Regions from separate parts of the Mus musculus genome. Here region 2 is linked to region 1. Evidence: chromatin loops called from intact Hi-C (ENCODE). Cell type or tissue: gastrocnemius. All regions are shown on one strand. Links, peaks and the distances in the headings refer to the core of each region. The heading gives the core; the rest is flanking DNA. Region 1 holds the start of Gm16897 (predicted gene, 16897). Region 2 holds the start of A330023F24Rik (RIKEN cDNA A330023F24 gene).

Evidence for each region. Peaks named below come from ENCODE experiments on the same cell type or tissue, not always from the same donor. Only the 100,000 strongest peaks of a DNase experiment are listed, where the experiment ranks them.
Region 2: a loop joins it to region 1, with 2.5 times the contacts of the local background. A loop is called at or near these places in 16 of 42 quality-filtered maps.

The regions. Positions count from the first base shown.
Region 1 is chr1:194,969,148-194,983,976 of GRCm38, reverse strand. Gm16897 (predicted gene, 16897) reads left to right here and starts at 7,018. Exons shown (of 5, transcript NR_033564.1): 1 at 7,018-7,873; 2 at 8,959-9,123. In gastrocnemius, for the core only: CTCF peaks have their summits at 7,441 and 7,641; DNase peaks (open chromatin) are centred at 6,580, 6,999, 7,367, 7,636 and 2 more places; H3K4me3 peaks cover 2,612 bases; H3K27ac peaks cover 3,646 bases.
Region 2 is chr1:195,016,529-195,031,357 of GRCm38, reverse strand. A330023F24Rik (RIKEN cDNA A330023F24 gene) reads right to left here and starts at 13,959. Exons shown (of 8, transcript NR_015566.2): 1 at 13,807-13,959; 2 at 12,418-12,757; 3 at 9,794-9,972; 4 at 9,563-9,670; 5 at 7,642-7,808; 6 at 6,952-7,061. In gastrocnemius, for the core only: a CTCF peak has its summit at 6,950; no DNase peak of the experiment used is centred there; H3K4me3 peaks cover 2,059 bases; H3K27ac peaks cover 4,019 bases.

The DNA of each region.
Region 1 (14,829 bases), core at 4,480-12,479:
GGCAGAGGCAGGCGGATTTCTGAGTTCGAGGCCAGTCTGGTCTACAAAGTGAGTTCCAGGACAGCCAGGGCTACACAGAGAAATCCTGTCTCGAAAAACCAAAAAAAAAAAAAAAAAAAAAAAATCAAATTCTTAACCATGACTAGAGTTATGAATCATGCTAAATTTAAAATATTATATCCTAAGTATATAATAGAGAACATATAAATGCTAAAAGTATATTGTTTTTTTTTACATCTGAGAACATAGTTTTACTAAAAAGTACTAAAACTGTATAGATATTCCAATCCTACAATATAGCTGGACTTAACCTGAAATTGCAAAAACAAACAAACAAAAACTAATAATATCTAAGAATCACAAGAAACTATTTATATAGGGAAATATAAATTATATGAGCCTGAACTGTATTGGCAGATTAGGTTCCCACAGCAGCGTAGATGCTTATCAATGTACAGCTTCCACACAGAGCAGTTCACAGAGAACATGGACTGTCACCTGACCAGCTGGTAGAAGAAGCAAGAGCCTATCCCAACCCACAGCCAGCAAAGTCATGGAGCTATCCAAGTTGCTCTAATAAATATACCTGTACCACTGGGCACTTGCCAAGACCTTTACCAATGGGAAGAGCTTTTAAATGTTTTCATTTAGTCTCTCTGTCAATCCATTAGTCAAATAACCTCACCACTTTAACGATCAGGGCTACATACACTTAGGCCAGAATGTTAAACACAATAGCAAACCAGTGCCACTCTAAAAGGCAAGTTACAGGGCTATGCAAAGTTTGCAAGCGATGGAAACTGTACCAGGCTTCATCAGTCACAGGAAATGATGGCATGAGTCCAAGCATACCAGGCCCGAAAACATGGCAGATTTGGCAGCACCAAAGTGCCAGTCATAGGCATGTGGTACACAAAGAAAGCTGACAGTAGTTCTCAGTTTAAAATGTAGCATCCATGATGGTCAGGCTCTGACCATCTCTACACAGGTGTCTGTCCAAAGTCTGGCACAATGTCTGGCATAGAGAAGGCCTCGAGTAGTTACTAGCTGGGCTTGCTGTCACATACCTATGATTTCAGCACTAGATAGCCAATCTAGTCTATGTAGTAGGTTCCAAGCAAGCCAGGGCTACAAAGCAAGATCTTCTCCTGAAAGAAAAGAAGGGAAAGAGAAAGAAGAGAGAAGGGAAACAGAAGGGAGGGAGAAAGGGTTACTGAAGGAAATAATGAATAGCCAAGAAACCATAAGCACAGTAAGAATTGCAGTGTGTGAACGAAGCTCAGGAAAGCTACTCTGACAGTTGGGTGGGTGTAAAGGTAAGCAACTAAGCAAAGCTAAAATGCAGAACTACAAAGCAGATTCTTTATTAACAAGATATTCACAGTTATTAACTAAATGAAACATGGGTCCTGTTCATAGTATGACCTAAAACAACAGGATTTTATTTGTTTTTAAATGAAACCATCAGGAAAATTTAAATACCTACTATAAAACAGGTCATTTTTTTTAGGGATATCTTTGTTTATTTAAGGTGCAACAAACATGTTATATTCTTTTAAAAAAAGGTGAAGATATATACTAGAGTTTGTATACAAATGCTACCATCCTTAAGATGTGCTTTAACTCCAGGAAAGGAGGAAAGGAAAACGTGGAGATTTAAATGAGAATTTCTAGACCATATTCTGACTGCCTGTGGAAACACTGGGCAACAGAAACACACAGATTTATGACATTAACTCTACCTTTGTATATGGTAAAACAAATACTGTAAATACTTACAGAGAGCAGCCATATGCTGCTATGCATTTGCCCCACTAGAGAAAAATCATTGAGTAGTATCTTGGGACATACACTGGCAGTTTATCAATGGAGGCCTGCAGAACAGAGCTGTCTTTCCTCCGTCCCTGCCAGCTCATTCACAAGGTGACCAGCCTGGAAGTGCTTTGCCTTCCTGTGTTTACTTTACCTGTGCCACCAAAGCCTGGAATGAAGGAATCACAGGCTTCATATCTACTTTCATCCCGGTCCTCTGATACCTCACATTAGCTTCTCCTCTCCTCTCCAGGCCCTTTCCTTGCCACACTAGTTTTGCCTTCTTACTCCAGTCCTCTGCAGTAACTGATGATGCTAAGCCTCTGACCCACCATCCTCATAGGTCCACTGACCCTGGATTCTCTCATGCCCATTCTCTATCCTTTTCCTTAAATACCATCACATCACCAGAGTATACTAGAATATTAACTTTTCCCAAACATGCCACTCTTGCTGCTGAGTTCCTCTCTGTTTACCTATTCAGCTATTTTCTTCATATCTCCAAGGAAAACCAAATAAGGATGGGTCAGCCAATTAATTATCTGGATGCCTATTGTGTGCCAAATTCTGAATCCAGGACAAAGGTGACAGAAACAAACATGACAGATGAGGGCATCCTTTAAGCCATAAAATATACCACAAATGGTATAAAAATTGGTTCAACTGTCGATGAACCTCTAGACCAGACCATAAGTGCTTTATTTTCTTGTTTCCTCAGAACTTCATACACTGCCCAACAAAGATCCTTAATGAATATCCAGATGATAAAAGAAATAACTCAACTCAGTGTGTTTGTCTCAACAGTATTTAAACCTCTATAGTATAGGGTTATCCTAACTCTACAAATGAAAGAGAGTAGAGGTGTTTGATAAGGTCTTTTAAAGGAGGGGAAGATGAAGTTCCTGGAGCCAGTCTTATCATAATCAGCCAAAAGCAGCTCTGGGAGTTGTTAGCTACTATCTTTGTTCTTCTGGACTCTTTGTACCCTCTTTCTACTGACACCTTCTCCTTTCTCACTCCCCCCCCAACCCGCCCACTCCACTGTAATGGGGAAAAACCTACCCTTCTCATCCCTACTCATCTGAGCATGTGGTTTCCTCTTGCCACTGACATCTTTCAATTCCTACCCAGCCCTACACCAAACTTCTCCAGCTGTGGTGCTGCTGCTAGCTCACTGCAACAAATCTTAAGTCACTCCCATCCCCAGTCAGAGGATGGGAGTGATTTAAGACACCAGGCTGAGGACTATGTCAACAAGGGTTAGAAATCAGGGCTCTAGGAAGATGAAGTACAAGAATCAGCCTAGTGGTTGATTCCAGTCCCAGACAACTCCTCCTACAATTCCAAACCTAGGACTTGTCTTAAAAGTGTGGATGGACACCATGATCAGACAAGATACAGAGGCAACTTGTAGATAATATCTAGACTGGCATACTTGGGGACAAAGGGCAAAACAAAACTACCAGAATATATTCTGGAGGATACTAAAGAACCAATTAGTCTCCCTTCTTCGGTCCTAAGATTGGGTTTGGGTCATTCTTGCTTCTCTGCACAAACCTGAGAAGCAGGAACAACAACTTAAAATCAGGGCCACAACCCAGCTCTGCTTAGGAACTATATAGATAGACTCTAGGCCCTAAGATAGGGCAAGACACCTTCCAGTATCCAGAAAAAGGTATTAGAAAAAAAGAAGTTTCCCAGTACCGAATAATTCTATCTATTTTTTCTCTCATGAAGTTGCTGTAAATACACACAATCTTCAAGACCTTTGATGTCTGAACCAGTCCCAGCAATACCCTTCTCCCTGTCCCTCTCCCTATCCCTCTCTGTCTTGGAATTTGCTCTGTAGATCAGGCTAGCCTTGAACTCACAGGTATCCACCTGGCTCTGACTTCCAAGTGCTGGGATTCAAACCCTGGGTCACCAAAGCCCAGCTGGCAAATTTTTATCTTAAATGTCTTAAAAGGTGAGACAGCTTAAATATTTCAAGCTTGCAGGTCTATGGCTGTTGCAACTACTTAACCATGTCACTGTGGTAATACATAAGCAACAGACGTTTCTAATACCCAATAAAGTACAAGAATGGGCACCTGTTCTATAGGTCATAGTTTTGTTCACGGGGGCCTGCTTTTTTAGCATTTTATGTTTCAAAGAGGAACAGAGGCCACCATGTACCTATATACCACTACTGTGAGATCCCGGCCTCCATTTCTGCTACTTGCTGTACAAAGCACTGAAAAAGACCCAGACTGTTTACTCTAAAAACCTAGCTTGAATCAGAAACTTGAGCAAAAATGTAAATGGCTGTACACATCATTTTGGAGGGCTTCAAAGACAGAAAAACTAGATTCCTTATATTAGATGCTAAGACCTGGAAAGGAAAGCAGTGCATCTAGAATGGTGTAGCTGGCAAGGTTCACTGACTCTGTGCTTCTACTCTGCAAGTGATAGATAGAAGACAAGCATGTCAACAGCACACTGGCAGAGGCAAGAACCCATAACACTTTTTGGGCCTCTACTTTCCTAATGCTTTGATCCTTTAATCCAGTTCCTCAAGTTGTGATGACCTGCAATCATAATATTACTTCATTGCTATTTCTTAATTGTAATTTTGCTACTGTTATGCATCATAATGCAAATATCTATCTGTGTTTTACCATAGTCTCAGGTGACCCCAGTTAAAAGGTTGTTCTATCCCCAAAGGGGTTGTGACCCACAGGTTGAGAACTACTGCTCTAAGTAAACAGTATGACCAAGTAATGCAATATGGGAAGGCATGCATATGCATGTGTCAATTTTTCAGGTACTCCAACATGGCTACTAAAAAGAAAAAACATGTAAACAAATACCTTCATTTTAAAAATAGATAGGTCTGGTAGAAAATGTAGATGTTTGACAGAGTCTAAAGGGGTCTTGGGATAATAAACAAGAACAAGGCATACACATGTACCTTAAAGCTCGTCCTAGAACCTCTTCCCAGAACTAACTTCCATGTCAAACTCTGTATAGATTATAAATGTTTCTACACTTGATATTCCAACTTCATTCTAAAGATGCCGAAAAAGAAATCAAATGAGTCTCCCTTGAACAAGTTTGAATACTAACTTTCTTATTTCTACTAACCATTATGGCTCAAAATTTTAGCACCTTCCTTCCCCATGTTCTGTGCCCAAACCAAAATGGCCGTCTGACTTGCCTCTCCCTTCCATTTCCACAGGCTTCACTCTAACTCCCACAGTTTTGTATCTTGCCTGTCTTCTGTCTGTACCACCTTTCCCAGCCTTTCCCAGGCATATAATAATGCAGAATCTTAATCCATAAAGTCGTCCTCCGCCCGTGCATACAAACCTCTTCAAGGTCAAGGCTCACTGCTACCTCTGTGGCTTCCAAGATTCCAGAACCTCACCTAATTTAGGGGTGCAAAATAATTGCTCAATGAATGAACCCTGGCTTTAATTATGAGGCAAGTTGCTACTTCTCACAAACCTGAACCCAGAGGCCCTCTGCCATCTCACTTTCCCCTTTCCACCTGTCTACCATCCTGAAAACAACCTCTCAAGGAGCTGATCAATTCCTGACCCTCTCCATGTTCCTGTCATTGCTGCATCATATCTCTGCCCACGCCTGGCTAGCCCTGCCCTGTGATGACGTCCATGCCCTCCCCTCCCCCATCCTACCCCCCCCCCCCCCCCCCGTGTATTCAACTCCCACACAGCTGCCAACTGTAGAGCTTTAGGGAAGCAAGAGGACACAGGAAAGGGGGATATTATAAAAAATGGACAATGAAGGGCATAAAGGGGGGACGCTGGAGTCTTTGATCCCTAGGGACACCATCCTCCCAATGGGTAAGGTTGGCAGCACTTGAAAGAGCAGGAGGAGGAGGAGCCAGATTTTTCCACTGAAAGGAAAGCATGATTTTCACCACTGCTTCTGTTGCCCTGGTAACCAGGGACAGCCCAGTGGAGAGTACAGTAAAAGAACACCATGTTTATCTTTGCTGTCTGATCCACTTCCCTGTACACCCTTCCCTGGCTACCTCTTGTCCCCTAGGCCTGCTTCAAATGCCTTGTAATGCCAGCATCACTGTTCTAGTCTGCTGCTCAAAACCTCAAGGTCAGAACTAATCCTTATTATCAAGCACAATGTATGGATATGTTCCACATCTTGGAGTCATTCCACCATATCCACCTGCCATGCCGGGGAGAATGGCATCCACTTAACCAAACAACTCACTAGGCAGGATGAAATGGAGAAGACTGCCCAGTCAGCACCTTTCTTACTACTAGACTCCTGGGGTACACTGAGAACCTGCTTGGTCAAACCCTCCTGTTCCAGGATCAGAAGGAGCCTGTCTGGGGATGAGCTGGGAGAATAGCTCTATCCAAAAACTTCCACAGATCCTTTCTCCTACATGGAGATGGGCACCCTATCAGTGTGACCTCAGAACAGAGACAGAGCTATCACCATGGGAGATTATATAAGTGTTGCATAACATGGTGGCACCATTAGCACCAATGCAGTTATCCAATGCCACTGACAGGCCAGGAGTGGAAACCAGCCCAAGGGGCTGGCATACAATCCTCTTGCCACCAGTGCCAAAGAAACCCAGGCTCTTACTGCCTCAGCCCTGTCTATACCTGCTCCTTCCACCCCAGAAGACAGAAAGACTTCCCTGGCTCTTGCATTCTTCTTCCCCTTTTGGGTGGCAGATGGAGGCCACAACACCAACACCACCTGGCTAACAGCAGACTCTATACGACCTGGCAGGAGGGCATCCAGGAGTCTGGGAAAGGGAGGGGTAAGGTCTAGAGACCCCTCTATCCTGACACAACAAATGATGCAGCAGCAACAGGTTTGGCTGTGACAGCTGTCCTCTGCTCTGCCATTTGCTGTCTCTAAAAAACAAATTACGCTAAAAGGGGGAGGGGAGCAGGGCGGGGGAAGTGGACCATATTTGGCAAATGCTAACTAGGAAAGGGTCCAGAGTAAATTCACCCTGTTTCCCCATAGCCCCATTTTTCCTAAAGGAAAGCTAACCCACCACCTAGGAACTTTAACTGTAGCACGTAGAGCTGTCAACAACTCCGACCTATGCTGCTCCATCTCTGCTGCTGCCTAGGTTGCCAGAGCAGCTACCCCGAGGGCTTGCTCCTCCCCCAACTTGGCGGCGCAGGCGTTTGTGGCTAGTGGCTACGCAGGCGGGTCAGGGGCCCTGATGGCCAGTTCAGAGCTCCATTCAAGTCTCCCATCACCACTACCACACCCACGTTATTAATGGGAGGGTGTGGGACCGCAGAGAACCTGCCCGGTGGCATCCCCTCTGGCTGCACCTGCGTGTCCCAAGCTACGCCTTTCCTCACGCACCTCCGATCCTCTGAAGAGCTAGAAGGAGCAAGCTTCTACGTCTCGAATGCACTGCGCCGGTCCTTGCCCCTCAACCACCTGTCTCTGCTTCCCTTCCACGAAGCTTCTCCAAGTCGCCGCACCCCTGTTGCAGTACCACGCTCGCCGCCTACTGGGAAGCCGAGTCACGGGGCACCGTTCAGGTTCTTGCGCCCCGGTCTGCGGCCCCTCAGGCCTGCGCCGCCCAGGCCGCGATCCGCGCCCGCCCGCCTGTGAGGCAGCAGTGGAGGGGTAGGCGCGGCCGGATCCGGCAAGGAGAGGTCATGCGCGGCCGACCGGGCTTATCCCGTGCCGCAGCTCCTACCTGAGGCCGCCGGCTTCCGACGCTGCACAGCAATCGCGGCCCCAATGCGCGGCGACCCGCGGAGGCGCAACACTGCGGACTCCGCTTCGAGAGCTCCGCCCGCTCTTCCCACGCTCCGCGTCCGCGCCGCGCCACCCTGCGGCCAAGTTCGGCGTTGAGACTTCTGGGAACGCGGTCGCCGCCGCCCTTCTGTCTGAACTGCGGCAGAGGACCTAGCCAACTTCAGTTTCACCGCAAACAGGCCCGCCTTAGCCTGAGTGCTTCTTCAGAGCTGTCCAGATCCTCACTGGTCCTGGTTCCTCTGCCCTGTTCTTCCAAAGTTTCTCTCTCGCCACGCCTCTTATAAAGTAAAGGGTAAGAGATGTGGGTCGAGCTCAGGGAACCAAGGGCCTGTGTGGTGAGATTCCCAGATTATGCTTCTGTCAACCTGTAAGTTCTTGCTCAGGAGATGTTTTCTTGAGAGTTCTCTGACTTAGACCCTTTAGATAATTGGAGAAGAGCTGTCAACCCTCTCTCTTTCCAGAAAAATGCACACCCACACAGAAGCAGAGATTTGTATTCGGGGCATTTTGAAACTTCTCAGATTACCATAACCACCAACTTCAGACCTCTGTAGGTGTCCATGTCAGGCAAACCAGTTGGCAGTTTCTGAATCTGCCACCTTGCTGTCCTTTTGGGACATCTTCAACAGTCTCCGGGCCTATGTTTCTGACTAAAAACAAAACCAACCAACCAACCAACCAACCAACCAACCAACCAAACCTTTTTGTAATCCCAATGATGGGGAGTGGAGCGGGCTGGTTGCTGGCCAGTTTAGCAGAAACCTGAACTCAAGATTTAGTGAAAGATTCTGTCTTGAAAAATAAGATGGAAAGGACTAGAGGAAGATAAAGGGTCTCCACCCCCTCTTTAAAGGCTAACACATGAGCCTCTTGCTCCTTTATGATTTTCCAGCATCGCATTCATTCTGCTATTTAACCACTGTTAGATATACATGCACCTGTTGCTATTTCTGCAGTTGATTGTAAAGTCTTTTAAGATCAGTGTTTTGGAGCCGGGTGTCGAACGCCTTTAATCCCAGCACTCGGGAGGCAGAGGCTGGTGGATTTCCGAGTTCGAGGCCAGCCTGGTCTACAGAGTGAGTTCCAGGACAGCCAGGGCTATACAGAGAAACCCTGTCTCAAAAAACCAAACCAACCAAACAAACAAACAAAAATCAGTGTTTTCCTTCTGCAACTAAGGTAATTTACATGGTTACTTTATTTTTCCACAGTTTTAAATATTCCAAGTGAAGGAGTTCAGGGGAATAAAAAGCCCAGGGAGATACCCAGAGGAAACTATACTCTGGTTGCTCCAACACCAATATATATTCTCCCGTGGCTGGAAAACAAAGTCCTCAAGGTGGTGAAGTTAATCTCATTTCCTTCTCTTCTGGACAGAAGCAGCCTCGATTCATTGTTTGTTAGAGGGAGCTAGGATACGAGTTCATGCAGAATGCATCTGTAAAGCATCAAATGTTCTACCACTAGTGTCCATGAGTCCAATAAGGAGCGCCATCCCCTACCCATCATTGCACTTGATAGAAGAAACCACAATGCCATCAGGTATTTTTCACTTCCTACAAGTTGATCATCATGTTCTATGATTTTCCCTGGGAGATATATACAAACCAACCTATGACAGCCAACAAAACAGTTCTACTCAAGTTTAGCTCAGTGAACCAGTGAATGTATTGGGGTGCCTTCTAGGAACATGGATGACTGAAGGTAGCTGCATCACCTGAAAAGCCCACTCTCACCATGAGTGACAACTCATCAAATCTGCAACTGTGGAACTTCCTGCCCTATTTACAGACATCTTCTCTCCCCAGCTATTGTTATTACTGCTTATATAACCTTAGGGAGGGACCTGTAGCTTGTAAATTTCAGGAGCTTCTTGAGACTTTGAACCCTTGTAAATTTAGTTTGCTTCCTGAATCTTAAGAAGATTGCCTCCAGGAGAACATGTTTCAGTAAGGAAGCAACTCTACAGTACATCATATCTATACTCTTCTTTTAAAATCAAATCTCAGAGGTCCTCTTCCTCTCTATTCTCCTCATCAGGACCATTATTTCTTTTCTGAATTTCCATATTTGTCTCCAGCCCACCTACACTTCCTGCTTTCAGCCTCACCAGGCTCAGACCCAAACCCACATCTGCTGTGGCTTGTATGTGTGTCCTCTTAAAAATTATTTTCAAATCTAGAGGGCCAATGTAACAGTATTTGGAGTTAAAACCTTTGGGATGTAGTTAGGCCATAAAAGTGAAGCTCCTGTGAATGGAATCGATGTCTTTAAAGAAGGGGCATTTGCAGGGTACAAGCTGCACACAAATGCAATCTCAGTACTTTAGAGTCACAGCAGGAACATCATGAGTTTCTGAACAACCTAGGTTACATATCTAAAAATAAATAAATAAATAAAAGAATGCACCTGGGAACTTCCTCATTCTTACTGCATTCTGCCACTTGAAAAAAAGCACCAAGAAGACAAGATAAACAACTGTAAAAATAGAGGTTGACCTTCACCAGAGGCAAACTTCCCAGCCACCTTGATCTTGGGCTCCTCAGCTTCTGGGAATATAAGAAACAGGCACCCGTTGTGTAATCTATCCAGCCAATGGTTTTCTATTATAGTTCAGACAAAAGACAACAAACATTCCAGGCTGAACAATTTCAAAAAATATCAATCACTCTTGTACTTAAAACTATGTGAGATCCTGTAGTGGTTTGAAAGAAAATGCCCTCCATAGCCTCACAGGGAATAACACTACTAAAAGGTCTGGCCTTGTTGAAGTAGGTATGACTTTGGTGGAGGAAGTGTGTTACTAGTGGATGAGCTTCAAGGTCTCAGAAGCTCAAAACTAGGCCTAGTGGCTCACAGTCTTTTCCCTGCTGCCTACAGATTTAGATGTACAACTCTCAACTACTTCAGCACCATGTCTGCTTGCAAGATGCCTTGCTTCCCACCATGATAATAATGGACTAAACCTCTGAACTGTAAGCCACCCCCAATTAACTGTTTTCTTTTGTAAGAGTTGCTGTGGTCATGGTGTCTCTTCACAGCAACTGAAACCCTAAAACAGTGCTAAACCCCTTCACCAGGCTCATTAGTCCTCAACGATCTGTCCTTAATTGTATCTTCACATGTACACATGCACACTCATGCACGAGTACACTTTTCTTTCATTGCATGCTTTAAAACAGTAGCCTTTCCATTCAGTAGTGAACACTCTCCCTGCTACATCCTACTCAACTTCAGCTATCCCTTTTGTGTTCTCTTGCTTCTCTGTTCTGAGTCCATTCTCTTTTATGACATTAGCTGCTGCTAATCAATACTGCTGTTTGCTTCTGTGGCATCTGCTTTCCCTGCCATAGTGAGACCTCTGCACTAAGATTCTCTAGGACAAGAACAATACCTGATATTGGATAGAAGAATGCACATTACTATTAAGTAAAAGGTAGACTATAACACACATACCCTTTAAGAGACTCTGGGGCAAATATAGTAGTACTCTGAAATGTGGTAAGAGCAGGCTTTATTATTATTATTTATTAGATATTTTCTTTATATACATTTCAAATGCTATCCTGAAAGTTCCCTATACCTTCCCTCCGCCCTGTTCCCCTACCCACCCACTCCTGCTTCTTGGCCCTGGCATTCCCCTGTATCGGGGCGTATAAAGTTTGCAATACCAAGGGGCCTCTCTTTCCAGTGATGGCCGACTAGGCCATCTTCAAGACCAGGCTTTTGTTGTTGTTGTTGTTGTTGTTGTTCTGATTAATTCTGTTTACTTGTTTTTGTCTTTTGATATAATGTCTTGTTATATAGGCAAAGCAGACTTCAAACTCATAATCCTCCTGTCTCAGTCTTCAGAGTGCTAAGAATACAAGTGTTTGACACCTGGCAGAAGGATACATTTTAAATACTAGAATTGCTTACTGTTTTCAAATGATTTTTAATCTGACTCTTCAATTTTCTTAACTGAAAAAGGGATGATAGCACTCAGTATTGCTTTTAGATGTATGTGGTGGTACTTTATAATTTGAAAATACTCTCCATCTATGTATTAGTTATGTAATATCACTTCACTTGATCCTCACGGTAACATTTTCACTTGTCAGCTGACATTTTTCAATTTGCATTTTAGGAAACTGAAGTAGAGCAATGGAACACGATTTGTCGTAGGTTACCTAGCTAGTCACCAGGCAACAGAAACTTGAGGATGGGTTCCAAGTCTAGGTATTCTCTACCACCGCCAACCACCCCATCTGCTCCTTCATTCCAGCTCCAGAGGAGAGAGCAATGTTAAGACACACATGTCACAGACAGGGAAACACAGAACTGGTGTAAAAGGCAGTTTGGGAAAAGTTAATCAGAATAGGAAGAAATGGACTAAAGACTCAGTGACCTTGAGGCTAATTCTATATATTCAAATCTTCGTCCCTTTTTGTACTCTAAAGGATAACTTCATCTTTGTATGTCACTGGACCCATTCAGGCTCCAAGATTACCAGAAGCTGGAGTCTATTTACTCCATATTTACAATTCTGCTCATTACCAAACAGTTATCAAACTCTTACTAAATGTTTTGTTTTGAATTGTAGATGTCTGGCCAAATTTACCTCTCCAAGCCTCAATTTTTCCATTCTGCAAAATGGGATTGATAATATTCCAGCACATAGCTGTTATGAGAGTTAAGCAAGATGATAAAACAGATGTTGGAAACACCTGCTCCAACATCCCACCCTGTGTCAGATGATTTTCATGTTCATCAGATGTCTGTTTAGTAACTCAGCAAAGGATAGATGGTGCTTAGGAACTTGAAAAGCACAGAAGGAGTACGAAGGCAGTGGTTCTCTCCTACTATCTCTTTCGTAGAGATGGAAACAGCTTTAAGGCTCAGGGGTTTTGGGACTGTCTAACAGTGACTTATGAGTTATATCAGGTAATGTCAGCTACATTGATGGCTGTTGCCTGAAGCCACAAAAATATGTTATGCCAAAAGCATTTTTTTTCATATAAACTCAGGTTATCTCTATGTATCCCAGTTTGGCCCCAAACTTGTAGTCCTCCTGCCTCAGCCTCCAAACTATTAGGCTTTGGGGCATGTATTACCATACTCTCCCATAGAAGAAATTTGATAAGATGCTTTTTCAAGACCTTAGTGGGTAGGAAGCCACAACCAGTGAGTACCAAGACAGAAGAAGAAGGAGAAGAAGAAGAAGGGGGACGAGGAGGAGGAGGAGGAGGAGGAGGAGGAGGAGGAGGAGGAGGAGGAGGAGAAGAAGAAGAAGAAGAAGAAGAAGAAGAAGAAGAAGAAGAAGAAGAAGAAGAAGAAGAAGAAAAAGAAAGAGGAAAAGAAAAAGAAAAAGAAAAAGAAAAAGAAAAAGAAAAAGAAAAAGAAAAAGAAAAAGAAAAAGAAAGAAAAAGAATGTGGGAAGCCATTCCTGACTCCCTGGCCAGCCCAGATAGAAATCTGTGCCAGGCAGTAAACAAGCCCATATTTGGTGGATGGCTCGCCCTTAATCCCTGATTGGCTGAGCAAGCCTGCCTGGTGAGGTGATGTGACTTGTGGTGATTGGTTGAGGCATGGTTGTGGCTTGAGTGGATAAAAACGCTTGTACCCCGAGGCGCGGGGGATTTGAAGAGAGAAGCTGCCTGAGTAAACTACATTAAGAAGAACAGTTTTAACTGCATTAAGAAGTTGCATTTTCCTTGCTGGTTGAGTTGGACGCAACAAGTGGTGCTGAAACCCGGGACCCGACTCCCCCACCGAAGAGGTTCAGAACTTTCTGCAGTCAGGGTCTGTCAACAGGATAAGTACGGTAAGTAACTCACCATATGGTAAAGAGATAATAAGGCTCTCGGTAAAGAGACAATAAGGCTCTCGGTAAGAGACAATAAAGCTCTCCGGGTCTGGAGACGAGAAAGTGGAAGTAAGAGGGTAATGAAAGTAAGAGGGTAATAGGGACAGTCTATGGATTACTTTCTTTTTCTAGCCATTTGGGTAATTTTTCTTACTGCCTTTTGGTTTAAGGACTGGCCAAAAGGATGGTCGATTCAGGAGTCAGAACAAATATTACAAGACCTGGGCTATGCAAAGAGCCCAGACATAAGTGCCAGGATGCTCCCTTGGAAAGATAAGGAAGGGCATGATGGGAATGTTTCAACCATATGTGTTTGAGCTACCCATTACCTTATGGGGTAGGGATTTGTTAAAAATAGTGTCCTATTTAGGAGCAAGGTTCGCTCCTACGGCCGTTTGGCCTCAAAAGATACAATTGAGGGTTGATTCCTTGCATACTTTAAATGATTTTCAGAAATTATTAGGCGATATCAATTGGATTCGGCCCTATTTGAAGATCCCAAATGTTAAATTAAAACCTCTGTTTCAAATTTTAGAAGGAGACTCAGAGTTAAGTTCCAAAAGGGAATTAACACCTGAGGCTAGAAAGGCCCTTGCCCTAGTGGAAGAAGAATTGATTAAAGCCCAGCTTCAGCATTGTAGAGAAGGGTTACCCATCATTTTGATAATATTACCTACTGAGATGCAACCCACAGGATTATTGTGACAAGAAGGCCCATTGTTATGGATCCATTCCAAAATATCCGCTGAGAGGACATTAGATCATTACCCTACAACAGTGGCTTCTTTAGCCTTGTTGGGAATTCAGCATTGTTTACAATTTTTTGGTATAAAACCCAGCTCCATTGTAATCCCTTATGATGGGTATCAGCAAAAGGTCCTAACAGCCAATATTGATGAGTGGGCTATTTTAGCCTGTATTAATGAGGGCCCATTTGATAATCATTATCCCAAACATCCGTTAATGACCTTTTTTAAGGATCATTCAGTCATTTTCCCTCAAGTGGTGAGGAAAACACCCATTAAGGATGCAGTTAACGTGTTTACTGATGGATCAAAAACCGGATGTGGAGTATATATGGTAGGGGGGAAAGATCCTGTGGTCAGGCAGTATTATCCCTGTACTCCACAGATGGTGGAATTACAAATAGTTATTGAGATCATTAAGGACTGTGATTTTCCTTTTAATCTAATTTCAGATTCACAATATGTAGTTAATTTAGTTTTATCCCTAAAAGTGGCTGGCCAAATAAAAGCTCGTAGTACCATCTAAGCCTTGGCCTTACAATTACAGAAGTTGCTGTGGGAAAGACACCAACCATTATATATTGGACATGTCCGTGCCCATAGTGGGCTTCCAGTACCCTTAAGTAGGGGAAATGATATTGTGGATAATTGTACTCG
Region 2 (14,829 bases), core at 2,843-10,842, 49 kb before region 1:
ATAATGACTGTATTTAGAAATGGCTAAGAAATGCAGGAGGGTAGGAAATAGAAAAGGAAGGAGGAAGAAAGTCAATAGTAAGTGTGAACTTGATACAACTCACTTAACCATTCCCAGCCTGTCGACACGTCCAGTCTTCTGATACTAAATATACAGCTAGTAATAACACAAAAAGACACAGGATTTTCTATACTTAATATAACATTCATTAAGCCATTAAGTAATTCACACTCTGGAGTTCTTCTAAGTAGTCCATCTTCTTGAACATACACCTAAGTCTTTAGCACCATAGACAATGCCTGTGACTATCAGAGCTGTGGATTTACTCCGAAACTCTTCTAAAAAACTCTTCTAGAAAATCTCATCTGATCTGGCTTTCTCTACCATCCACAATCCTTGTCAAGAGTCCTCTTCACTGGGAGGAATGACCCAGGATAGGGGTAGTAATGATACAAATACAGGAATAGAACAGATCTTCCCTGGAAGATATGAGTGACAGCATATACTTTCTCTACTTCTTGTATGAAAATTAAGAAAAATTACTAAACTCAGTGGCAGAAGTTCTCTCTGCAAAGGTAAATGGGTTATAGTTCCAGGCTCTACGCCTACATTGTCGCTCCTTGTCTTCAGCCTTAAGAATGGCAGAATCAAGGAGCCACTTTATATCCTAGTAACTTTGCCACACACAGTTTCAAAGAACTATAGCTTCAGAACTAGGCAGACCCGACAAAAGCAGATAATGTCTCCTCAGGAAGGTCTATCATCCATGGGGAACTCAGCAAAGTTACATGATATCTACATGAATTTCCCTCACAACTTTGGGTTGGATCCACTCTCTTTTGCATTCTCCAGGTGACTAGAAAGAACCAGCTCTAATACAGTACAAAGTAATAGAAGGCCGCTAAATGCATCCTTCACTAAAAGTGCTCCCATGTATCTGTTGTGAAGACAAACAGAGATTTGTTCAAGGAACACAGAGACAGAACACAGATTTTGCTGACCCCATCCAACCTCAATTGTCCTGAATGGAACACTCATGAAGTCTAACCCTTCATGCCTAAGTCCACGATAAGTAAAGGCAAGTACTTTTCTCTTTTCTTTTTTCTTTTCTTTTCTTTTCTTTTCTTTTCTTTTCTCTTTCCTTTCCTTTCCTTTCCTTTCCTTTCCTTTCCTTTCCTTTCCTTTCCTTTCCTTTCCTTTCCTTTCCTTTTCTCTCCTCTTCTCTTCTTTTCCTTTCCTTTCCTTCTCTTCTTTTTAAATTTATTTATTTTTTATTAGATATTTTCTTTATTTACATTTCAAATGTTATCCCCTTTCTAGTTTCCCCTCTGAAAATCCCCTATCTCCTCCCCCCTCCCCTGATCCTCAACCCACCCACTCCCATTCCTGGCCCTGGTATTCCCCTATCCTGGGGTATAGAATCTTCACAGGACCTAGGGCTTCTCCTCCCATTGATAACTGACTAGGCCATCCTCTGTTACATATACAGTTAGAGCCCCAAGTCCCACCATGTATTTTCTATGATTGGTGGTTTAGTCCCAGGGAGCTCTGGGGGTATGGTTAGTTCATATTGTTGTTCCTCCCATGGAGGTGCAAACCCCTTCAGCTCCTTGGGTACTTTCTCTAGCTCCTTCATTGGGGATCCTGTGACAAGCACTTTTCAATCCCTCTATCAGATCCCTGGGTCTATTAAAATAAAGGTCACTTAAAGGCTGAATAGCCAAGAGGTGATACAGCCTCAATGCCCTTAAAAGAATGAGGACTGTTTTCAGGACTCAAAGAAACCTAGGGCCCATCACTTCTCTCACCAGCATTTCATATACAGAAGAAACCCATTCTCCTATACTGATCATGAGGCAGGGGTTCTGAGCTGATGACAGTATTTCTAGCATCTAACTATGCAGTACATTAGACAGTGGTTCCAGTGGGTGATATATGTCAGTCAACAAACAGGTAACACAAACATGATACACTTGCTGAGAAAGCTCCTGGCATCCCTAACAAATAGGATGGGAAAACCTCAAAGATGCCACAGTGAGCAACACACAACACAAATATGCCAGAATTCACAGGGAAAACACTATGAAGATGTCAAAATGGCTTAAAAAGAAACCTCTCCAGGAACATGGGGAATGACTGGCATTCTAGCCAAGAAGTGCAAGCCAGATAGCACAAGAGCTCCTAGGAGTCAGAGAAGCAGTGGGAAGGAGAAGAAAGGCATTAGGAGCTTTCCATCCTCTCTCCAATGTGCAAAGTAGGAAGTGAAGATCTCAGAGATGCAGAACATTGTTAAAGACATCTAAGTTTCACTCCAACCCCTGGTCTAGCTGGAACAGGGGACATAGGTTATAAATTGAAGTTTGAAACTTCAAGTTCAAAGCAATGTGGTTCTGAGTGGGTTCTTCTTGGCTCAGTTCAATGATGACAGGACCAATGCTACCTCTCTTCTCAGTGTTGTGCAAAGACCCAGTGAACCAGCTAATGTGCAGAGATCTGTGTAGTAATTTTAAGGCTCTTTAAAGCTCCTTACATCCTTAAGATTGGTCTACATGTTCCCTGGCACAGGGGCGCCTACTCAGGCAGCTTTGGAGAATTTTTGTCACATTGTAGCTGGGTTAGAGTCTCAACCATACAAGAAAAAGAGGATAAATAAATGCGAAGTCCTCTTCCCACAAAGGCAGGCCTTGAACAGAATACCTTCCTTGAACATACATGGTCTCTCAATCTGAACCCTGCATAACAGCCAGCTCCCATATGTTTATCTCCTACTTGTCTCTAAGAGAGAACAGTGCCATATCCTTCCACCTGGTAAGTCCTCACCAGCTACCTCTACTCAGTTAACCCCTTCTCTTCACTGCCACCCACCCAAAACCCACTCCTACTACCCACTTAATGTCCATCACCAATTACCATTCAGACTAGTGCTAGAGTTCTTATTTGGAACTAAATTTGGTTGCTCTTAGGACTTCAAGATCCCTACTTTCTCTCTTTGCAAGTTGGGTTCATTTTCCTGACCCTGAGTTTCTAGCTAAACAAAACCTTCACAAATATTCAGGACAGGCCTAAGGAGCAAGATGAGTTGGAACCTCCAACAGGATCCTCATTCAAAACCTGTTTCATAGACAAAGTAAACTGAGGACATGGGCATGAACACAAAACAACATAAATCCATTTTCCCTGACTTGCTTCCCCATGCTATAACCTCCAAACACACACCTTTATCCCTATGCAGATTTTGATACCTTCAGCCAGTGACAGCTCCTATATTTTGAGTAGTCCCAAGTAGCAGTGTTAGGCCAAGGAGGAGGGAATTACATATGGCTCACCTTAATCACCTCTTCCCAGGTAAACAAGTTCTGAATCCTGAAGTTGAACACATGGAGCAGAAGCTCTCATGGCTTAGCACCAATGGCCTGCCTCAACCTCACAGAGAACACAATGTACACAAAGCGCCTAACTGCAGGTGATGTCTCCCAACCTGGTCCTGTCCATTCTCTGTAGAAACCATGTCCCAGAAAAGACTACTATTCAAATTAGCTTCCTGCAGGTACATACTGTCAGTGACTTAGCAAAGACCTGGCTGAATGTTCCTTGTGCTGCAGGGATGAGAGGTGTGGTGATTAGACTGAGGCACAAAAGCAGCTGATGCCTGATGAGGGCTAAAGAAGACAAAGGGCAGCTGTACCAAATGACTGGTGACTCAGAGTCTGACCTCTCCCCCCACCAATTCCTAACCTAGTACATGCTTTTACGAGCTACCAAGAATGTGTAAGGATTTGTTTAACTAGAGAAAAGAAGAGTTGGTATCCATATCAATTCTAACCTTGTGGAAGATAGTCCAACTAACATGGGCTTGGCTATCTGTCATCTGGGCCTCTTCTTTCCACTCTCCTCACTGTGATTTTCTTTGTGTTTTTTTTTTTTCTTTTGGAGGGGGAGGTGTTTGAGACAGGGTCTTAATCTAAGCTAGCCCAGGCCAGCTTAGAACTCAACTCTCCTACTTTAGCCTCCTGAGTGCTAACATGACAGAAATTAGTCACCATATTTTCAATGAGTGATGCCTTCCTCTTCCTTCACACACAATGTTATCTGTGGCTACTGTGTATTTTATGTTGCTACATTATGGACAATTTTATACCCACAGTACAAGAAGAAATCTAGTCTCAGGGCTCTGTACCTCCAGCTCCTAGTATATCCACCAATATCTAGAAGATATTTTTCATTTCCATGGACACCAAATAACATCTGCCACACATCCCCCCAAAAGGAATGTGGACAGTCTAACTGGGACATAGTTTGCTTATACTGTAGATTATATTGTTTCTTGGGGATGTTAATTCACAAAATGTCTTACTTTTAGCCCAAGGGTGAGGAGAAAACGTGGCTTTGGAATTAGAAGTGCTGAAGCAAACCTCAACATCACTCATCAATTGTGTGAGTTTGACTTAAGTCATTTAATAATTATACTTTAATAAAAATCAAAGGGAAATAATCTGTGTCACCAATGGTGAGAGGGCAGTCTCCTTTTCCATGGATGGAATATGGGGACCAAGATATCTGATCCCATCTCCTTGCCTCATTAGAGATTCATCTGGGCTCCATCCCACCTACAGCCTAGACATTTGAATATGTCTTCCCACATATCCAACCTCATGACTTGTTTCTTTTATCCAACCACAAAGAAATATGGCTCTATGAAGTTCCCTCCAACCTATTTCTATAGTCTATCCACATAGGTATCATTCCACAGCATCAAATTCTGCAGACTATGAGGCTTCAACAGTATTTTCTTGCTTATCAGCCTAAAAGCAGTTGGAAGGAACCAGCAAGGATCCAAACCAGTGTATACTTTTCTCATGGCCATTGATCAGATAAATTAAGGAAAACAAGAACCTCCCATAGATGGCAGGGTGACTAGGGCAGTATCTCTTACTTATCCTAAAGGCTGGCTATAATGTATAAAGAAATGACCTGTGAGAGTTCACATCCTCCTCTAAAGCTGCAGTACTGGGGATATACCCAACCCAGAGAATAGAGCCAAGATATCATTTGAACAATTCATAGCCCCAGTAAGAACAGGATTCAGTAGAACCCAGATGGTATGGCCCAAAAAGGGCTCTGAGTAAGGTACTTTGTATTCTACAGCTATGCTGTCTCAGCTTCAGTACCACAACTGTCTTCTAGAACTTAGAGACTCAGAGGTCAAGGAAAAAGTTCCAGGCATGCCTATATGCTACTCAAGGCATGCTAACTGCCATGACTACTTAACTGGCAACACACAATGCTGCCTGTCACACAACAGAAGCCAGGCGGAGGCTAGGAGCAAGGCAAAGCACATCTGGCTCTAGCACACCAGTGGGTATCATCTTGAACTAGGTTTATTCCTTTCTATCTCCCAGCTGCAGAGCTGATTGAACTCACCTCTTCATTTAAACATCAGTCCTTCTAACTCTCTGCTATCCCTCACACACTACTGAGGAAGTGACTGAACTTGATCAGCTCCTTGAAGTAACAGAAAACTTATCAAAACTGACTTTTCTTGGCAAGGACCTCAGAGGCTTGCCTTAAAGGGAAAAACAAGACAATTAAACATATGGGGTGAGATTCATTTGTCTTCCTTGAACAGTAGTAGGAGGAAGCAAGGAAGGAGAAACACATCTACATGGTGCCAGGAGAGTAGCTACATTAGATAGCTGGGATTGAGATCTCACAGGTACCTAGTAGAATTATCCAGGATAATTCCTTTTTCCTTAGACCCGAAATCTCTGGCTATTATTTAGTTCCCACTGGCCCTATTGGCTAAGAACACTGCCAGCAATGATGGACAGAGATTTTTGAATGTCACAGCAAGTACCTGCTGCTTTCTGATTTGTTTACAATGGGGTTGTCTTCCTACTTCTGAGGGACATCATCACTTTAACTCATCATTGCTGTTATTGTAAGGCAGAGAAAAAGCATACGCAACCCTGTTGAGTACCTGGAGGTACTTTGAAGACAATTGAAGACCTAAAGAAAAAATCCAAGTAGGAAAAAATTCAGAATCTAGTTACTGCTCAGCCCAGTATAAGCTATATCCCAGGCTTAGCCTAAGCCCCCTAAAGCTCAGTGTGTCCAGAGTAAGACAAATGCCCACTCTAAAAGGAAAGAGCATGTTTGCACCCTGGGCAGCTCCCAGGACCTCGGGGATGGTATGGGAATTACACCCCGAATAAGCTCAGGTTAGCTGTCAGTAGCCAAGGAGCTACCCTGTCTACAGTGCTGCCCAGATATTTTCCAAACATCTCATGGCCTAGCTAGTTGAGCAGGCTGCCTTTATCTTAGCACTCTGCTAGTCACCCATATACAGAAAAGCCAGGGGGACAATGGAAAGAAAAAGATAATTGTTGGAGGTTTGGAATGGTAAGGTTTAAGGGAATAGATCCAGGGAGCAGCCACACTCCACCTACCTTAGAGGCATGATCAGACCTTTTCTTTGTTGCTTCTCCTTTCTAATCAGCAGCTTGATATTAATCTACCCACAAGACCAGGCCCATGTTATATTAAAATATACTTGAGGTCAAGGAATCACACAAATTGGTGGCTCAACAGTACCTACAAGAAGGAAGACCATCTAACCTACTAGGCCCTACCACTGAACACCATGGGCTTTTATTTACTAACCACCTTCCTTCCCAAGACAATTAGCCCTTTCTGCCTTGCTTAATTAGGATGAAGGCAAAGAAGACAAGAGAAGGCAAAGAATAAATATAGCTGCTGGATCAATAGCTGAGAATATTTTCATTCATCCTAAAGAAAAAAACAAATGGAAGAACAGGCAGGGGTAGATGAAAACAGAGAGAGCAAAAGGTCCAAAGGAATGAGAAAAGGTCAAAAGATGTCTTTGAGCAGAGCAAATCAAGCAGGAAACAGAGGAGACACTGGAAGCTGGGGTTTGATGTAGGGCATAACCACCTTTGGCCACATGGAGTGCTCCAAGTCTTTCCTTCTCTATACATGGCATCCTACTGGCCCTCATCCCACCTCAGCAACCTCATCCAGCATGACTTTTCATCTTTCAGTACCTGAAACAGGAAAAAGAAGAGTAAGTATGGCAGACCCAAGCCTGATATGGAAATATACACCTTCCAGCCCTTGAAGATAACTCATTTTCCACACTGTAGTTATGATAGAAGTACTCTTCTCTCACAGGGAAGGGTAGACATGTCTGCTAAGATCTGCTTAGCTCAAGGCTATATATAGTTGAGGTTCCTACAGCCTAGAGATTTGGAGCTAGAACTTGGCAGATCTATGCCAGATGCTGGCAAGGACCATCCTTATGCAGCCAGCCAGCTAGAAGCCTCAGCACAAACTGGGCACAGTGAGTGCATCAGGGTCCTTCATGAGGCTATTAATTAACACTTCTCACCAAAGACATGTCTCCTGGATCCATTTTAGAGAAAACTGGCTTCTAAAGTATGAGTCTAAGGAAGATAGATATATTGTGGCCGAACACTGAATTGCAACATTTCCTTCTGAAAGACAAAGGGTGGGGCACATAGGAGAGGAAGAAAGAAGATATAGCAGTCCAGGATTATAAATACCTATCAAACTTTCACATTTGAAGGCAGAAAAGAACGTATAAAAATGAGGATGAACACTTACCCACAGAAAGAAGGGTGGTCAAGCAGGTCCTCTTTGCCGTTCCACAAAAATGTAGGCAAACTGCTCTAGCATGATGGCTTAGATGCACAAACACCATCCTCAGCTGAGCCTGTGTTGCCAAGAAATTGTCATCTACTTACAGATGGAGCTGTACTCTACAGAATTCTCTGTTAGGAAAAAGAGGAAGGGAGATCAGCTAGGCTCAGCATACAAAACCAATCAAGCAACAACTTGCAATTGGAGTTTTATGTAGCCCCTGGGACAATAGTCCTCTGCTGTGACAGATGCAAGATAATACTGGCCAGAGCAATGTGGAGAAGAACCAGTACCTATGGATACAAGTTCTGACCCAGGAGTGCCTATCTACCATGGCTTTGACAAGTGAACATGAGACAACAGAGTTCTCTGAAGCATGGTAGCTAGGCTTTCATCATACGCAAAGCTCAGAACCTAGAAGTATGGTCCCCAAGTTCCCAACTTCTACACTAATGCAGCCTTACTAGCCAAAATGCTCTCTACTCAGACACAAAATCTAAGGGCTTCAGACACTTTTGGTGGGTCTAGACTGTGGGTATAGACAGCTAGTTCTTATGCCTGCTCTTCTCTACTCTGCTGTGACCTCAGTCATATTTCCTGGCCACCATTTGTTCTCAGGCCCAAGAGATGCACCTCCAAGAAATACCAAATGAGTCATTTTAGGTGGCCCTTTGGGAGAGGAGGTGCTTTGGCGGCAAATGTCTACCTTAAAATTAGTGCTAGAAAATATAGGAATTAAAAATGGTTCCTGGCAAAAGTCTGGATGGAGGTGAGGGCCAGGATGTCTCCTATCCCCAAACTTAAATTGTTTGATCCTCACCCTAGACTGTGCCAAGGATGGCAGAGAGAAAAGGCAATAGTTTGTCCAGGATACAATTGCAATGAAGGTATGATAGGTATGGCAGGGGATCATGTGTCTTTAGTGCAATGCTGCAGGAAAAGCCTAGAACCCAGAGTTTCCATGATAATGTGCTAAAGGGGCAGGGAGAAGGTGTGGGGAGAACTCATTTTGGAGGAAATAAGGAAGATGAAAGGAAAAGAGTAAGCTCTGACATGCCAGCACAAGGAAAGGGGAAGCTGAGACTGGGGAGCTGCCTTCAGGTTAGGGCAAGTGAGGCAGACCACATCCAAGCTCAAAAGATGAAGGGTATTCAGGCATCATGCCTCCATTGGAGCATCTACTCCAGGAGACTATAGCGTCACTGTCATGGGGGGTCTTCTTGCCCACTCTTGGGAAGTAGGAGTTACCCTCAATAAGACCAACACGCCTATCACAGACAGATCCACTGAGAAATACCAAAGGGGTATCTGGCTCTGGAAATAAGTCTATCACTGAGGACCTGTGAGAAGAATTCTTTAAAACAAAAAAGAAAAAGAAGGAGGTGGGGGGTGGGGGAGAGAAGAAGAGAAAAGAAAAGGGCACTGTTTTCTAAGCTCACTAAATAATATAACCAGCCTTCTTGTCTCTAAATTCAAAATCCAAGGGTCTCAGGGCTCTTGTGAGGTGCCTCATGTCTCCCCATCTCTGAAGCCCAGCAGTGGCCTTCTCACTATCCCGCCTTCAGTAAAAATGACTGAAGTCAGAGAATCAGCCCAGAGCACCAATGAGCTGTTTTTATTGCTTTCATGTTGTCAGAATATTCTGGCTGTTCAGCTGAGAGCTCCATCTTCTGACTCCAGATACACTGAGTCATCTTCTAAAGAGGAAAAAAAGGAAACACACACACACACACACACACACATGGGGGGAGAGAGAGAGAGAGAGAGAGAGAGAGAGAGAGAGAGAGAGAGAGAGAGAGAGAGAGAGAGAGAGAGAGAGAGAGAGAACACAAGAAAACAAAGCAGCCGTCACCAGGGCCCAGATTGCCGTTGACAAAGGACTCACTGGCTGTTGTCACTCTCAGCTCCACAGTGCAGTATTGGGGATAAGGGGCATCAGGGTGCTCAGATTCTCCTCCCACAGGACTCAACAGCATCATGAAGCATACAGACACTGTTGAGATTCAGCAAGAAAACAAGCAAATCTACCATCAGAAGGCTCTCAGAAACACCCCTGCTTAACCCCTGTTCTGCCCCGACCATCACCTCATCCCTTCAGAAACAAAGGTGTACTCACTCTTGGTAGAATACCACCACTTTGTAGGCTTGAGGTCAAACTCCTGAGATATTCCTCTTTCTTCTTGCTGTGACAACTTGGAAGTATTTAATCCTCCCCTAATTTGCTGGTCACCTGCTATTCTCTCATTTTACATCCCCAATAAGTCTCCAGGCAGGGAAAGAGTGCTTGAGCCAAATCTACAAAGAACAGAAAATACGGTGGACATTCCTACAGAACAGGCTGCTAGGGATCTACTTCACAGGCTAAGGGCACTTAGGCAAGAAATAGGATGACCTGTCTAAAATCAGCCAACTGAGATTGGGGTATACGGACCTGGTATGAGTAGTCCAGTGTCTGTACCTATCTCAGTGACTGGGCTTACCCTCCCCTGCAGGTGTTCCTACCTACCCACCTCTGCCTGCTCTTCCAGGAGGAAGGCACACAAAACAACTGAGGTTTGTTCATTTCAGGTACAAAAAAATATATCATCTTGACTTAACCTGGCCATGAAGGAAAAGGACCAGCTGAATGACCTTACACAACTTTAGAGACTTACAATATTCCTAAAATAGCTATATTTGAGGGTGTCACCTTCTAAATAGTCACATTTGAGGGTGTCATCTTGGAAACATGGAAGAAAAAAGAATTTTGAAGGCTGGGGTTCTTGTCAGCCACAGGATTCTCCCTAAAGGGTTATGATAAAACAAAAACAAAAACAAAAACAAAAACAAACAAACAAACAAACAAACAACCCAAGTAGCATTCATGAGAAACATGGCATCCGGTATGAGGGGTTCTGAATAGGGATGCCTTCCTGCCCCTGGCTTCTTACTGGAGCACAAACTCTGATAGAGAATACACGGAAGCACACATAAAAAAAAATAGCATGAAAGGAAGGAGACTTGTAATAGTGGTTACAGGGATTTCTTCTTATAGGGTGCTCAGGGAGAGGTCCTTAAAGACAGTGGCCGTGCAACAGGTAGATCACAGGCATGGAAAATGGCCATATTGAAATTAGGGAGAAAAGAAACCCAGGGAAATATGGGTGGTCTGGTTTTTACCCGAGGAAGGCTTCTTGGGAAAGCTAAGGCCACTTGTAGTCAGCTCAGAGTACTTACCGAACAGGAGGAATTTCAAGCTGACAATGGGAAACCATTTTAAATCTCTGAGCAGGCAGACAAGATGGCCGCTATCCGCAGAAGGGTCTAGAAAGGGTTGGGCAGCAGGGAGCCTCACTAAAGAACAGCAATTAGAACTGTGGCCCTGGCAGGGGGCAAGGAGGAAAGGCAGGGTCATCTGACCAAATGCTGCTGCCTGCTGTGGACCTCAACCCATGTCTCCATATGGAGGCAGAGAGAGAGAGAGAGAGAGAGAGAGAGAGAGAGAGAGAGAGAGAGAGAGAGAGAGAGGGAGGGAGGGAGGGAGGGAGAGAGAAGAGAAGAGAAGAGAAGAGAAGAGGAGAGGAGAGACAGAGACAGAGACAAAGGGGCTATTTGAAAAACACAAACCACAAGTCTACCACATCTGAGATGAGCTCCTATGTCTGCTTTCACTCTCCTCCATCACTAGGCACATGATGGAACATCTCTGGTTTAGGCTGACTAGGGCAGGGAAGCCAAGTAGTCATACTCTGGTAAAGATGGGGTCCCCGGTCGTGGGACCCTGACCCAGAAGGCTTCCATTTAGACCTCCATCCAGTGCTGTGACCCAGCATGGAACCAGGCAGTTCTGCTTTCAGACCACCTTCATTGCAACAATCATAACTGCATCTATCTATACAGTGGCTGTATTCCTCTATCAGAGACCCCTTTTTAAATCCCCACCCACTCCTTAGAATTAGCACAGCAGGGCCAACCATGTAAAGGACAAGCAGATATGCCTTCAAAATGGCAGCCTCAAAGGAATCCAGAGTGTAAACCCAGCCAGGAAAAGGAAAGCTAGAGACAAGGAAAGGACACTGCCAACCCCCTCCCAAAAGGTTTTCACTCCTTCCCTTAAAAAAGTCCCTGCCCCCAAACTAGAAAGGATAAAAGGGAAAGGAAGACATTATCCCCACCTCTAAGCCAGGGACTACAGGTGACACAGGGTACTCAGAAGGACATTCTGGGGTCCATGTCCTCAGATGAGACAGCAGATCATTTCTGTGCTCAAACTTGGTCACTAAGTGGCTACCTCATTCAGGGAGGGAAACTCCCACTGTTCCCTAGCAGACCCTCAGCTGTGAGCCGCAAGGAGTGGGGAGGTAGAGTTGCAAAGGAGGCTTGAGAAGGCACAGGCCACCCTGAGTTATATAACAAGGAGGGAGGTGTTTGTCCCAGGCCAGAGACCCAGGGTGCAATGCGTTCTTGCTCTGGATGCGCAGTCATGGGTGGAGCCACTACGCATGGTGCAGGGCCAAGCAAACCCCCTCCCACAAATATGAGACCCATTACAAGGATAAGATGGGGTGCCAGAACTCTAATTTTCTAGTTTTCCCCCAGTACAAGACAGCTGCTGCCGCCCCAGTTTCATTCATCTCCTGGTTCCCTAGACTGACAAATCATTCTAAAGGGAGTCCTTCAAAGCCCTACCCACTTACTTTTTGAGAAACATCATAACAGCCAGTTTCCAAGCAATACTCTGAGGTTAGTCCCCATCCTTACCTTCCCAAGCACAAGGTAGCGTCAACTTCCAAAAGGCAGATTCTTCCAATAGTGGGCTCAGCTCAGAGCTGATTTGAGGACTTTTGGACGACCAGAGCATCAACGCAGATCTGTTCACTTGGGAGCAGCCCATTCAATAGGAAGCCCAGGGTAATGGCGACAGCAGCAGCAGTTCTGCCCTACCTTGCCCGATAGTTTCCAGGGGAGCCAAGAATTATTTTTGCCGCAACACTGAGGTGTGGCAGATTGGAAAATTCCCTTTTCTGACACCAAAGCAGAGGACAAATATTTTCTTCCAATTTGTTCAATCCTCTTCAAATCCATCTCCCCAGTCTCCTCCCTCCAAAAAAAAAAAAAAAAGTTTGAGGCATTTTAAGCTCTTCCTCATAGTTCCTGAAATTTAAAAAAAGGTAAAGGAAGACGCTTCAGTTGGGCAGTCTGAAGCAGGCAGACTCACCTACGCACACCCCTAAAAGAGATTTTAGAAGCTGCTGGGCTTCTCTCCCTCCCCTTTAAGCAAGTGAAATGCAAATTCAGATTTGATACTCTGTCCTTAGCCAATCAAAAAGAGGTTTTCACCTGCCATTGGCCCTCCCACCAATGAGAGGAAGTGTCTGAAATAAGAGCCCTCCCCTGGCCAATGGAAGGCCAGCTCAGTCACTTAGTTAATGATGCAGCAGTACAGGGAAGGCCATCACATGTGAACTGGAAGGGAGCCAACATGGAGACACAGAGAAAGCAAGGTAAACAACTTTCCAACGCCAAAAGGATGACATTTAATCTCTAAATGTTAGCTTCCCACCTAGACTCATCTTTAACCCTTCTGCTGGTCCCACAGATCCCAGGAGCTTCACTACCTGTCTCCACAGAGCTCCTAACAAGATGCAACAGTGACTGCGTCATCATTCCCCACTTTTCTCAACTACGCAGTGACAACCTCCCAGCATCACCCCACTTCTCTCAGCCCACACCCTACCCTATGCCGATGCTCTTCCACCACCCCAGATGCCCACAACTAGACGTTTTAATAAGAGAATGCCTGGAAAAACAGTCCCTCTTGCCTGCTTCTTGTCACTTCTCACTCTCTTCCTTTCCCATAAGCCTGCACAGATGGACACTGACACCCAAACAACCTGGAAAACCAGTCTCTCCATCCACCAACAGAAAACAGGGTAAAGGGTGAAAGGTTAAGTGGGAAGCCGGGGATGGTTCACTCCTCTCCTCTATCCTGGTCAGACTTAAATAGATGACACTAAGGGAGAAGAAATTAAAGTAAAAATAAAATAAAATAAACCTCCAAGGGAAAAAGACAGCAAAAGGCAAGAAAGAAGGTAAGAAAAACAGCACCCACATACCCTAGACATTGCCCTTATCACAAGAAATACATACGTGGAAGAAGTGGGTTACGCCATCAAGTCCTTAAGCCACACTGGACCACCAGTCGTCTCCTGCACAGTCCCAAATCCCTGTCCAGATACAAGGTGCCGCAGTCCTGAATGTTCCAGAATCCACTCTGATTAAGCCTTCCACTGCCACCCTACCAACTCTTGTACTCACTCCTGCCCCCACCCGTTCCCACGTACTCCCCATGGGAACTGCCTGTGCCACCTTGCGTGACATCTTAGCCTAGGCTACCCAGAGGCCTCTGGACACCCAACAGATTTCTGAACGCTTGGCAGAACCTGGTGCCCAGTGTTGCTATGACTTGTTTCTTGATTTTTCTCTCCGCTGCAGCACGGCTGCTGCTAGCAGACCTATCGACAGCTTGTATGCTCATGCTGGCTCTCTCTCTCCTTCTCTCTCTCTCCCCCCCTTCTCCTGTCTCCTCCCCCCTCTCTCTTCTATCCCTCTCTCTCCTCTGTCTCTCTCCCCTCTCCCCCTCCTCTCTCTCTCTCTCTCTCTCTCTCTCTCTCTCTCTCTCTCTCTCTCTCTCTCTCTCTCTCTCTCTCTCTCTGAGCGCTGTGACGCAGATCTAAATTCTCCAGTCTGCTCCTTGTGTTGCAGAAGCAGAACTGCAGCTTTCCCTCTGGAGAGGCAGAGGGCAGTGCCAAGGCTGGTCAAACAAGGAAAAAAAAAAGTTGGACCTACATTCTGTTTTCTTGGCCACACATTTTAGCCTGGTTTTTTTTTTTTTCCTTTCTTTCTTTCTTTTTCTTACCTAACAGCTCCGTAACACACAGGTCCCTATTTCTGCAGCCTTTCTTCTTCACTTTGAGATTCATGGGAATAAGACTAGCTTTAACTCTTTGAATGGCAGCTCCCAGGGCTCAAATCAACCAGGGCTGTCCTTAACTAAATATTGCATCATCTTTTCTTGAGCCATATGGGCTTCTCCTAGCCATAGGCTAAAATAGTCCTCACCATGAGACCACCATTTCATTAACTCTTTCTGTCACGACAAGTCCAAAATTA